Regions from separate parts of the Homo sapiens genome. Here region 1 is linked to region 2. The links are chromatin contacts, found by Hi-C in ENCODE. All regions are on one chromosome and are shown on one strand. Each heading gives the region's core, a stretch centred on a gene start or an enhancer-like site at or near the end of the contact. The rest is flanking DNA. Distances are from core to core; before and after follow the strand shown. Region 1 overlaps SMYD3 (SET and MYND domain containing 3). Region 2 overlaps SMYD3 (SET and MYND domain containing 3).

What was found. A loop is a pair of places that touch in the nucleus more often than their neighbours do. Pooled maps may share reads with other maps.
Region 1: a loop to region 2 is called in a map with no recorded cell type, with 2.4 times the contacts of the local background. The contact joins two enhancer-like sites. A Hi-C loop is called at or near these places in 2 of 168 maps with a recorded cell type or tissue (GM12878 and endothelial cell of umbilical vein), 13 of 37 single-sample maps with no recorded cell type and 7 of 50 pooled maps.

What each region holds. Positions count from the first base shown.
Region 1 is chr1:246,007,145-246,011,862 of GRCh38, reverse strand. All of the region lies in intron 5 of SMYD3 (SET and MYND domain containing 3), which reads left to right. Among named protein-coding and RNA genes, the nearest start is that of SMYD3-AS1, 99 kb to the left of the region's middle. Within about 2 kb of position 3,227, at least 2 of the 41 ENCODE cell types and tissues checked have a DNase peak (open chromatin) inside an H3K27ac peak, as active enhancers do.
Region 2 is chr1:245,805,309-245,810,002 of GRCh38, reverse strand. The region is part of intron 10 of SMYD3 (SET and MYND domain containing 3); the gene reads left to right. Among named protein-coding and RNA genes, the nearest start is that of SMYD3-AS1, 300 kb to the left of the region's middle. RefSeq lists an enhancer at 2,591-2,750. Within about 2 kb of position 2,487, at least 6 of the 41 ENCODE cell types and tissues checked have a DNase peak (open chromatin) inside an H3K27ac peak, as active enhancers do.

The DNA.
Region 1 (4,718 bases), core at 1,978-4,477, 200 kb before region 2:
GGGTAGCTATTGAGGGTACTAAGAGCTGGTGTTCAGTTTGTGTAGTGGAGCAAGCGTAAACTTAGCAAGATAAGGAGTTTGTGTGTGATCATGCAGATTTCAGTGAGTTATCAATCCACTTTAATGCTAGAGCCAGTGCCCCTCCACCCATATTAATTAGTTATGCCATTCTCCTATGTGAATTACCATGGCATAAGTTAGTGGTTTTAACAGAGTTAATGAACTCTGTTGAGATAGCTGGGTCAGAAGGCAGCTAACTAAGAGGGAGCTTGCACTGGGGCCTTTGTAAGTAGGAATTCCCACTCACAGCATCGACAGTGGTCTAGGTGATTTTTAAATTCTCCTCCTTTTTATGTCCTTTTTCTAAATTTTACAGGCACATAGGCCAAACCTGTAGTGTTCACTTTCTGACCATGAAAAACCGTTATGAATAATGTTCACTTTCTGACCATGCTAAACCATTATGAGTAAACTTTAAGTCATCTTATTGAGGATTGACACCAGCTGATGATTCCTATATTGGTATTTAAAATTCCAGAAAGTCAAAGCTCAGGCAGAATAGTAAAAGAAAATGAAATAATATGAAGTCCCAGAGAGGAGGAAGGTGGTGTTTGAGGAGTGTTTTTCAACCTTTGGCAATTTCTTCAGCTCTTAGGGCCTTGATTTCCCCATCTATGAAATGGGGAATTCAGATCACAAAAGTTTTGAGGTTCCTTCTGCCTATCATTTTGTTGATGTATTTGAAACTTATCTTGCTAATACACCATTAGATCTCTAAATTTGTAATACGATTTAAAATGTAGATTTCTAGTCCCAATGTGGTGCTAGACTTCGCTCTTCCTGGGCCGCATATGGGGACAAGATGACGTCTTCAGCCGTCTTCAAACCCTGTGACTCTGGAAGCATGTTATATGTCCTTCCTATGTAAGAAAGTATCCAAGTTTTCCTAGGAGACTGTCAAACTAGGATAAGCACACCTTTCCTTGGGGAAACACCATCTTTCCTTAACCTTCTTTAGCTTAATGTTTTTGATATTCAGCACATACTATCTAAATAGATGACGCAGATATCCATAGACACCATGCCATAGTTAATATCTAATGCCTTCTAACAGCTACATATGGAACAATTATTTTAGCCCTCTAAACCTTAAGATTGGATGAGTTTGCCTTTTAATCCAAGAAATATTTTGGGATGAGAAGTCAACTTTTCCCCATTTTTCCTTGTCTTTCCTATTTGGACTTTCTCCGTCACACTGTTCGTTTAATGAATAAGCAAAGATAACTCAGCTGCTTGCCAAAAATGCACTCAGATTTCTCCTGCAAACACTCATTTTTAAGTAAACCAAAGTAGTAGGAAATGAAGAAAACAGAGAGGGAGTTTATTAAATTATGTTTAGGCTTTCTTCCTGGCATCATTGGGCTCTGGATACATGTTGATCAATTCTTATCCATGAGTACATCACGCTAGAGTTTTAGGTCTTTCTCTGCATGGAGAAGCTTCATCTCTGGTGTGAGGTCTGGTAGTGAACTGATGAAGGAGAGGAGAAAACAAGAGCAGGGGGTCACTTTTTAAAAGTCAATTTTTATCCTGCTGTGATTGAATTGTTGCCCCAATAGACAGAGCATACGATTCTGTATTGTTTCTCAACAGAGAACTAGAAGAAGTAAAGAAACTTCTTATGACATTCACAAACACAATTTCTACTGTTATGTTTTAAAATATTGGGGTTTTTGTTGTTTTTTTGTTTTTGTTTTGTTTGTTTGTTTTTTGAGATGGAGTCTTGCTCTGTTGCACAGGCTGGAGTGCAGTGGCGCATTCCCAGCTCACTGTGACCTCTGCCCCCTGGGTTCAAGCGATTCTCCTGCCTCAGCCTCCCTATTAGCTGGGCATGGTAGCACTCACCTGTGATCCTAGCTACTCAGAAGGCTGAGGCAGGAGAATTGCTTGATCTCACGACACGAAGCGGAGGTTGCAGTGAGCCGAGATCACGCCACTGCACTTCAGCCTGGGCAACAGAGCAAGACTCCATCTCAAAAAAAAAAAAAAAAAAAAAAGATCTTACATGAGACAACGTCATATTCCAATAGCTTCTTCTACTTCATTCTAGTTACTCTGCCTGGGGTCACAACAATAATTTTGAAGGTATTTTAATGTCTTTCTCCTTTTTTAAATAAGGAGAATACTAAGACCTGATTGGAGAGACTTGCCTTACGGCTCTGGCCATCTGCAGTGTTGGAAGTAGATGATCTAACTTGAATCTAATATTCTTTCCACTATATGATATATACACAAACCAGTATTGCCTTTTGCGTTGTTACCCTTTTATGTACGTGTGTGTATGTGTATACACACATACATGTTACAAAGTAATCAAGTCCCAGTTAAAAATATATATTCACAAATATTTCTGTGACTTCAAAAAATGTGAAGACTCTTAGTTTAGACAAAAATGCATTAAAGTTAGGATTGTAGACTCTTCCTAGAAACAGAAGGGACACTGTAGATAAGAGTAGGTGGTGTCCTCTAGCTTCAGGCTATTTTGCATCAAAAACAACCTAGACAAATCACGTATACTTTGTATATGTTAGTATAGCCCCCAATACATGAATTCCAACCTGTATTGCTGACTTCGCTCCTACAGTCTGCAGCATTGTGAGCGCCTTGAAGGATGCTATATTAAAGTACTTTGAGCGTGGTTTCACATTATGGCCCAACGATACACACCTGTCGATTTTTGCTGGTTTTACCACCATTATTTTATATAGTTATCATTTACTGAGTGTTGACTATGGGCCAGTCGTTTCATAGCAGGCCCGTTTTTCATATTTTGCAGCTAAGAGGAGGAAACCGAAGCCAAGTGACTTGCCCAAGGCCACGCTGCTAGCAAGCGGTACGGCTGGCACTTGAACTTGAGTCTGTGACTCCAGAGCCGAATTCTTCATCCCCGGACTCTCCTGTCTCACCTGGGGAAGGTGCTGAGGTGTCTCAGAGGATTTACCTCACTCTGCAGGCCTAAACAGAATTAATCCTGTGGTTTAGTGTCTTAATAGGGATGCTGAGGGCAAAGGAGAGGCTCTTATTTTCAAAACAAATGACTTTGGCAGCATGAAAAAACGAAACCGAGAAAATTGCCAGCACCAAGCTTTGTGTGCAAACACTACTGCTTTGTTCCCCGGTGTTGAGACTCCTCATTAAACAGCTCCCTCCCTGCGTTGCTCGAGAAAGGAAAGGAAAACTTCAGAGGTACGGCTACTCCCCAAGCGCTGTTGCTGCCAGAGCCTCTAGTATTTATTTTTCAAAATTTTAAAAATAGTCATGGCATTCTTACAGCTCTTATGCCCTCCAGGATCCCAGCCGACTTCTAAGTACAGAAATGTTAATGGGCCGAGGGAGGGGAAGCCCAGAGGGCAGATCACCTCCCAGAAACTCAGGCTAAGCCAGTCCTCGGCTGAGAGGAGTTCTGCTTTCAGTGAGGCCCACCTTTATTTCTTATTTACGTCGCATTACAGGATGTGTCAAGAGCCCTTAGACATCCTAGGCAAGTGGTAACTGATGTTTCTCCAACACCGCTCTGTGCGTCTGTGGATAAGGACACAGTTTCTCCGAGGCCTTTCAGAATACAATGCACAGGTTGTGTTTCTTCATTACCATTGAGGTTTGGAACCTCTGGCTATTTCAGCCTTCCATTCTTGCCCTGTTTACAGGTAAGGAAAGGCTGAGAGAAATGAAGGGACTTCATTTTTGTCACATCGCTTGTGATACCATTAGGACCTCCTCCAGATGGCTGTCTTCGTAGGACAGTAGTCTTTCTTTGGCATCACTTTGTTGAAGCCCCTATGGTAGGGACTATGACTTAAACACTTTTCCTTTGGTGTAAAAATCACAGCCTTCTTATCCATGGGGAATGGATTGTTAACTGATTACTGTCATTTTTAAATATTTCAGTTTAGTTCTTTTCTAATGCATTTAATCCTGTTTCCCACGTCTGAGTACAAATTGCCCCACAGTATATTTTTTGTCATGCCCTACTGCCTTTTTTTTTTTGGTCAGGGTCTGGCTCTGTTTCCCAGGCTGGAGTGCAGTGGTGTGATCACGGCTTACTGCAGCCTCAACCTCCCAGGCTCATGTGATCCTCCCACCTCAGCCTCCTGAGTAGTTGGGACTACAGGCATATGGCACCATGCCTGGCAAATTTTTTTTTTTTTCTATTTTTGGTAGAATGGGGTTTCGCCGTGTTGCCCAGGCTGGTCTCAAACTCCTGGACCCAAGTGATCCACCCACATAGACCTCCCGAAATACTGGGATTACAGATGTGAGCCACCATGCCCGGCCTCCTTCTGCCTTTTCTTTAGTCCTTTCATCTCCTTTTATTCCCCTAACTCTTCCATCTCTCCCCCTACATGAAACCCAAAGTGCCAGGTGAATGAATCTCATTTATTAAGGTGAGATCAGAGAGTTGTCTCTGCAAGTAGATCATTGACCAGGGAGCTGACTCCAGACTCCCTTTCACGAGGCACCCAAATCTTTCCCTTCTGGGAAGAGAAAGCACCTCATCCCATCCTTCATGGCATCAGTTTTCCTCTTGAATAGAAACCTCCCACAAGGCCAAAGACAAACGCACATGCTTCAGAGTCTTGCTTTCTACGGATTGGGAAGGATAAGTTACGGTCCTGTGGGATGGGTAGCAGAGTGCTGCCTGATAATCCCTAGAGAAG
Region 2 (4,694 bases), core at 1,238-3,737:
ACCAAAATCTTGGCTCCAGTGGTAAATTGGGTACCTGCATTTCAGCTACCTGGAGGGTCTCTTTATCTTGGGACTTTGTGAAAATGACAATGAGAGAGAACCTGTCATCTATGATGAAGACTCAGTACAGCTAATTCCAAATCTTTACAATAATAAGTTGTCAAGGATAATACAGAGAAACTTCTGCCACCAGTCTGCAGTTCTGTCTCACTAGGGAATTGTCCCTGAGCAGTGTGGCCCTGGGAAGCTCCTCTGTGCTGGCCTGGCCAGGATCCTCTTTTCATTGTCCCCTTTTTGTCCTGGTCAGGCACAATTGTGCCCGCACTAGGATGTTTTCTGCGTCTTGCCTCCTAACCACGCCAAGCTTTCAGCCTTTACTTGGGAATCTAAACAATGCCTTCCTGACGTTGCACTCCTTGTTCTCTCTCACCTGAGTGTTTTTGTCTGTATGACCAGCTGCCACACAAAGGAACAACAGCAGGGTTCTCAGGGAGGGGCACTTCTTTGGTTCACAAAGTTAGAACTCTACTCCTTCCTCCTTTTGAACTCACTGGGCTTGGGAAGAAAGCGCCTCTCCTGCTTTCTCTGTGGGTCCCAACTGAGGTGGGTGCTATTGGTCCCTGAGGGAGACACAGACAAATCCCCGAAAGCCTGGCATAGCACTGTCTGTCAGTGCAGGTTTCATACAGAGGGTTGGAGAAAGGAAATGGGTGCACAGTTGGAGAAGAGAAAAGTGGCAGATGGTTCTGCAGGTTTTTTCTTCTCTTATTTGCCTGACAGATGAAATTGTAATTGATTTACCAAATGATCACTAATAACAAGGCCCATACTTGTTATGTGTTTGATAGTAGTGAGCAGCAGGAACCAGAGGCAGTACAGAGCCCTGAGTTATTTGGAGACCTCATGAAAAGCCTTTTGAGCCCAGTCTGACTTCTTAAAATCACAACCGGCCAGGAGCAGTGGCTCACGCCTGTAATCCCAGCACTTTGGGAGGCCGAGGCGGGCGGAGGTCAGGAGTCCAAGACCAGCCTGGCCAACATGGTGAAACCCCATCTCTTCTAAAAATACAAACATTAGCCAGGTGTGGTGGTGCATGCCTGTAATCTCAGCTGTTCGGGAGGCTGAGGCACGAGAATCGCTTGAACCCAGGAGGTAGTGGTTCCAATGAGCTGAGATCGTGCCATTGCACTCCAGCCTGGGCAACAAAATGAGACTCTGTCTCACAAATAAAAACTAAAAAAAAAAGAAATCACAACCTAATTTATTTCCAAAAAAAAGCACTGTCCTGGGATGGGACAGCATCCCCAAGAAGAGGCTGAGGCACACTGCAGCCTCAATGGAGACAACTACACCTGCACAACAGGCAAACCTCAAGAGCCTCAGCAAGTTGAGAAGGCCAGTGTGTGCTTGAGAAAGGGGAAAGTGGCCAGCCTCACCCGGTCCAGGCGGCTCCCTCCTGCACCAGCTCTCAAGAGGCCAGCTCCTTCCTGAGTCAGGTGGTTCTCAGATAAAGTGAAAGTGGAGGCTACGCTTATTTCCTTTTGAATTCTCAGACCTGCTGATTTCCATTTTTGTTGGAGCCTTGTGTGATTGTGTTACCCTCTTCCCTTTTTCCTTTCAAAAGGATGTTTTGGGGCATCATGGCAGCATGTGGAAGAGTATGTGTATATGGGTGCCCAGGTTTGTGTATGTGTGTTACGTAGGTGGGGGTATGCATGCCCATATTGGTGCCAGGCTCTGAGAGACAAAGAAACAAGTATGCCATCTTTAGATCTGATTTTAAAAAAGAAACACCCCAGCCAAGGGCGTTTATCTGCTTAATGTACCAGAACTCAACTGCAGGAAACCCATTTCTATATTAGCATATCATGAAAATGTGCAGTGCAGCTGCCTGGGAACAGCCAGTTTATTATTGCTGGGGGCCGTCCTGGGTTATGATCTGGAAGAATTTGAATCGCCCTTTACATTTTTTTCTGTCCTCATTTTGATTTTGGCAGTGGCAGAAGAGGAGAATACTCTCAAGAGATTAAATTATTTCCCTTTAAAATTCTCTTGGAATCATAACGACTATTAAAAATTAAAGGCACCCATATCTCATGCTATTCAGCTTAACTGGTAATTAAAGTGCAATTAAATTTTTCACGGTGTAGATTGCTTCTGTTTTTTTGTTTTTTGTTTTTTTTTTTTTTCCCTGGGAAATTACAAACTCTGGGCTCTTGAGAGTTACAGGATTAATCTATAGACTTTTAATAATTCAGCTTTGATCAGGTGCCGTCACTTGATGCGTCTCTGAAAGGGAAGGGGGGACTGTAAAGTGTTGTTTTGTTATTAATGGTGAGTTTTAATTTTATTTGGTTTCTTAGAAACCAGGAAGTAACTACCAGTCCATGAATGCAAGGCCGTTTTCGAGTGCGGTTTTGAGTTGGCTGCGATTGCTCTCACTAATGTGTGCCGGTAATTCTCTCTCTGCTGCCAGGCCTGCTTCCCTCAAGTAGCATTGTGTAATTTGGGGTACAGTCCTGAGTTGTCACCAGTGAACAAGGTGTCAACATTGGACCGGAAGTTCGGAGGCTGACTTCGGTGGACCCTTTCTGGCCTTGGCCAAATGTTTCTTTTTCTCTCTTCTTCTTCCTCTCCAACCTTTTTTTTTTCTTTGTTGGTAAAAACGCGTTTGCATTGCAGAGCTGTAATCATAAGCAATTTCTTGACTTTTGTAAGACCTTTTGCTGACCTGAGGCTGATGGCCCCAGAGAGACCTGGTCAGCAGCATGGTCTCTGTGTAAGGAGAGTGGCCCTGGTCAGTTTGGCCAGGAGTGGAGGTGAGGGCTGCCCACTGTAGCCCGCCTGCAGCAGGACTTGCCATTTTCCAGCAAGCCTCCCAGTTGCACCATGCAGCCTGTGGGTGCTGCGTGGGAGGAGGAGTGAGCAGCAGCAGCCTGACCACACCCCACTCTTGACTGGTCCCAGAAGACACCTTCAGCCCTGTCCTCAATCCTGACTCATTTCTCTGTTCATTTCTAACTGTTAGGAAGATATGTCTTACCATTTTTCTCCCTCTTTTTTTTTTTTTTTTTTTTTTTTTTTTTGAGACGGAGTCTCGCTCTGTCGCCCAGGCCGGATTGCGGACTGCAGTGGCGCGATCTCGGCTCACTGCAAGCTCCGCCTCCCGGGTTCACGCCATTCTCCTGCCTCAGCCTCCCGAGTAGCTGGGACTACAGGCGCCCGCCACCGCGCCCGGCTAATTTTTTGTATTTTTAGTAGAGACGGGGTTTCACCTTGTTAGCCAGGATGGTCTCCATCTCCTGACCTCATGATCCACCCGCCTCGGCCTCCCAAAGTGCTGGGATTACAGGCGTGAGCCACCGCGCCCGGCCTTCTCCCTCTTTTAACCCACTTTGAAAGTTCATCTTTAGAAATAACACGTATCCCAAGTTGGCAAGGTGTCAGTTTAGGGCCAAGTTCCTGCAATATAGCATAGCAAGGAAGGGTTCAGGTATCGGAGGCAGGTAGGTTTCTGCGGCAACTCCATTGCTTTGAGATATTTTATTGTAGACATGGAATTTAACTTCCCTGAGCCTCAGTTTTCCCATTTCTAAAATGGATTTATTTACAGTACCTACCTCACAGCGTTGTGATAAGGATTAAGTAAGACAAATCCTAGCAATATGGATGGCAAAAAATAAGCATTCAACAAATATAAGCTGTTACTGTTTTTATTATTGATCATGAAATAGAACATCAGCATTTCTCTTTTTTACTTCTGGTATATTTTAATTCTGCATCCCCACTTTGGAGTAATTTTATAATATTTCCTAACAGACTGGAATTCTTTCTCTTCTTTCTCTTTCTTTTATCCTCTTTATGAGTAGCAAAAAAAGTTGAACAACTGGAAAGACCCCGTCTTCTTCATAACTGTCTTCCCAGCAGCTAACATATTCTCTGACACATAGTAGGCACTCAACTTGTAATAGATGGCCACAGGGTTGAAAGGAATGTCCAGAATTGATCAGATGATGGGGTAGGAAAGAAGAGAATCATTCTGGTTTCTTTATCCTTCTATCTCAAGTCATATGCTGCATATACTGAAGCAGTAGAAGGAACTTGGGAATATAAATTATATTAAAGCTGCAGATTCTTCAAATAATGTGCCCAAGCCTGGATTCTGAAGGCTTATTTGTCAGGTAAGACAGCAGATACTGAATCTCATATTAGCTCACAGGATAATGGCACAATGCATCATCAGTCTGAATGGGGACAGTACACAATTTTCTTTTGATTGCCTGGAGCCACAGACGGGGTGAGCACTGAATATTGATTTTTCAAAGGATGACTAATAGATGGTAAAAAAGCAAAATAGTTTTTGGTTTCAACCTATCCCTTTCCTGTGCCACAAATTTTGGCAGTAAATTAAAATAAACTTTTATTTCCCCAAAACAGGTAAAAGAGCAGAATTTATGCAGGAAGACTTAAGACACAAATGAACAGATGGCTGTGACTTTACAAATTGCACATCAGCAAATGTTTAACCAGCTCAGAAAATAGACAAAACTGATTAGAAACATTGAGTACTGTTCTGCTACTCTTATGGTTAGGATAATCTGACAATATTCTAGTAACTTTCATCTAATAACAATTTGATAATTTTAATCCAGTCTTAGGTCTTGGCTTGTGCAATTTTTCACAGTATACCTGAC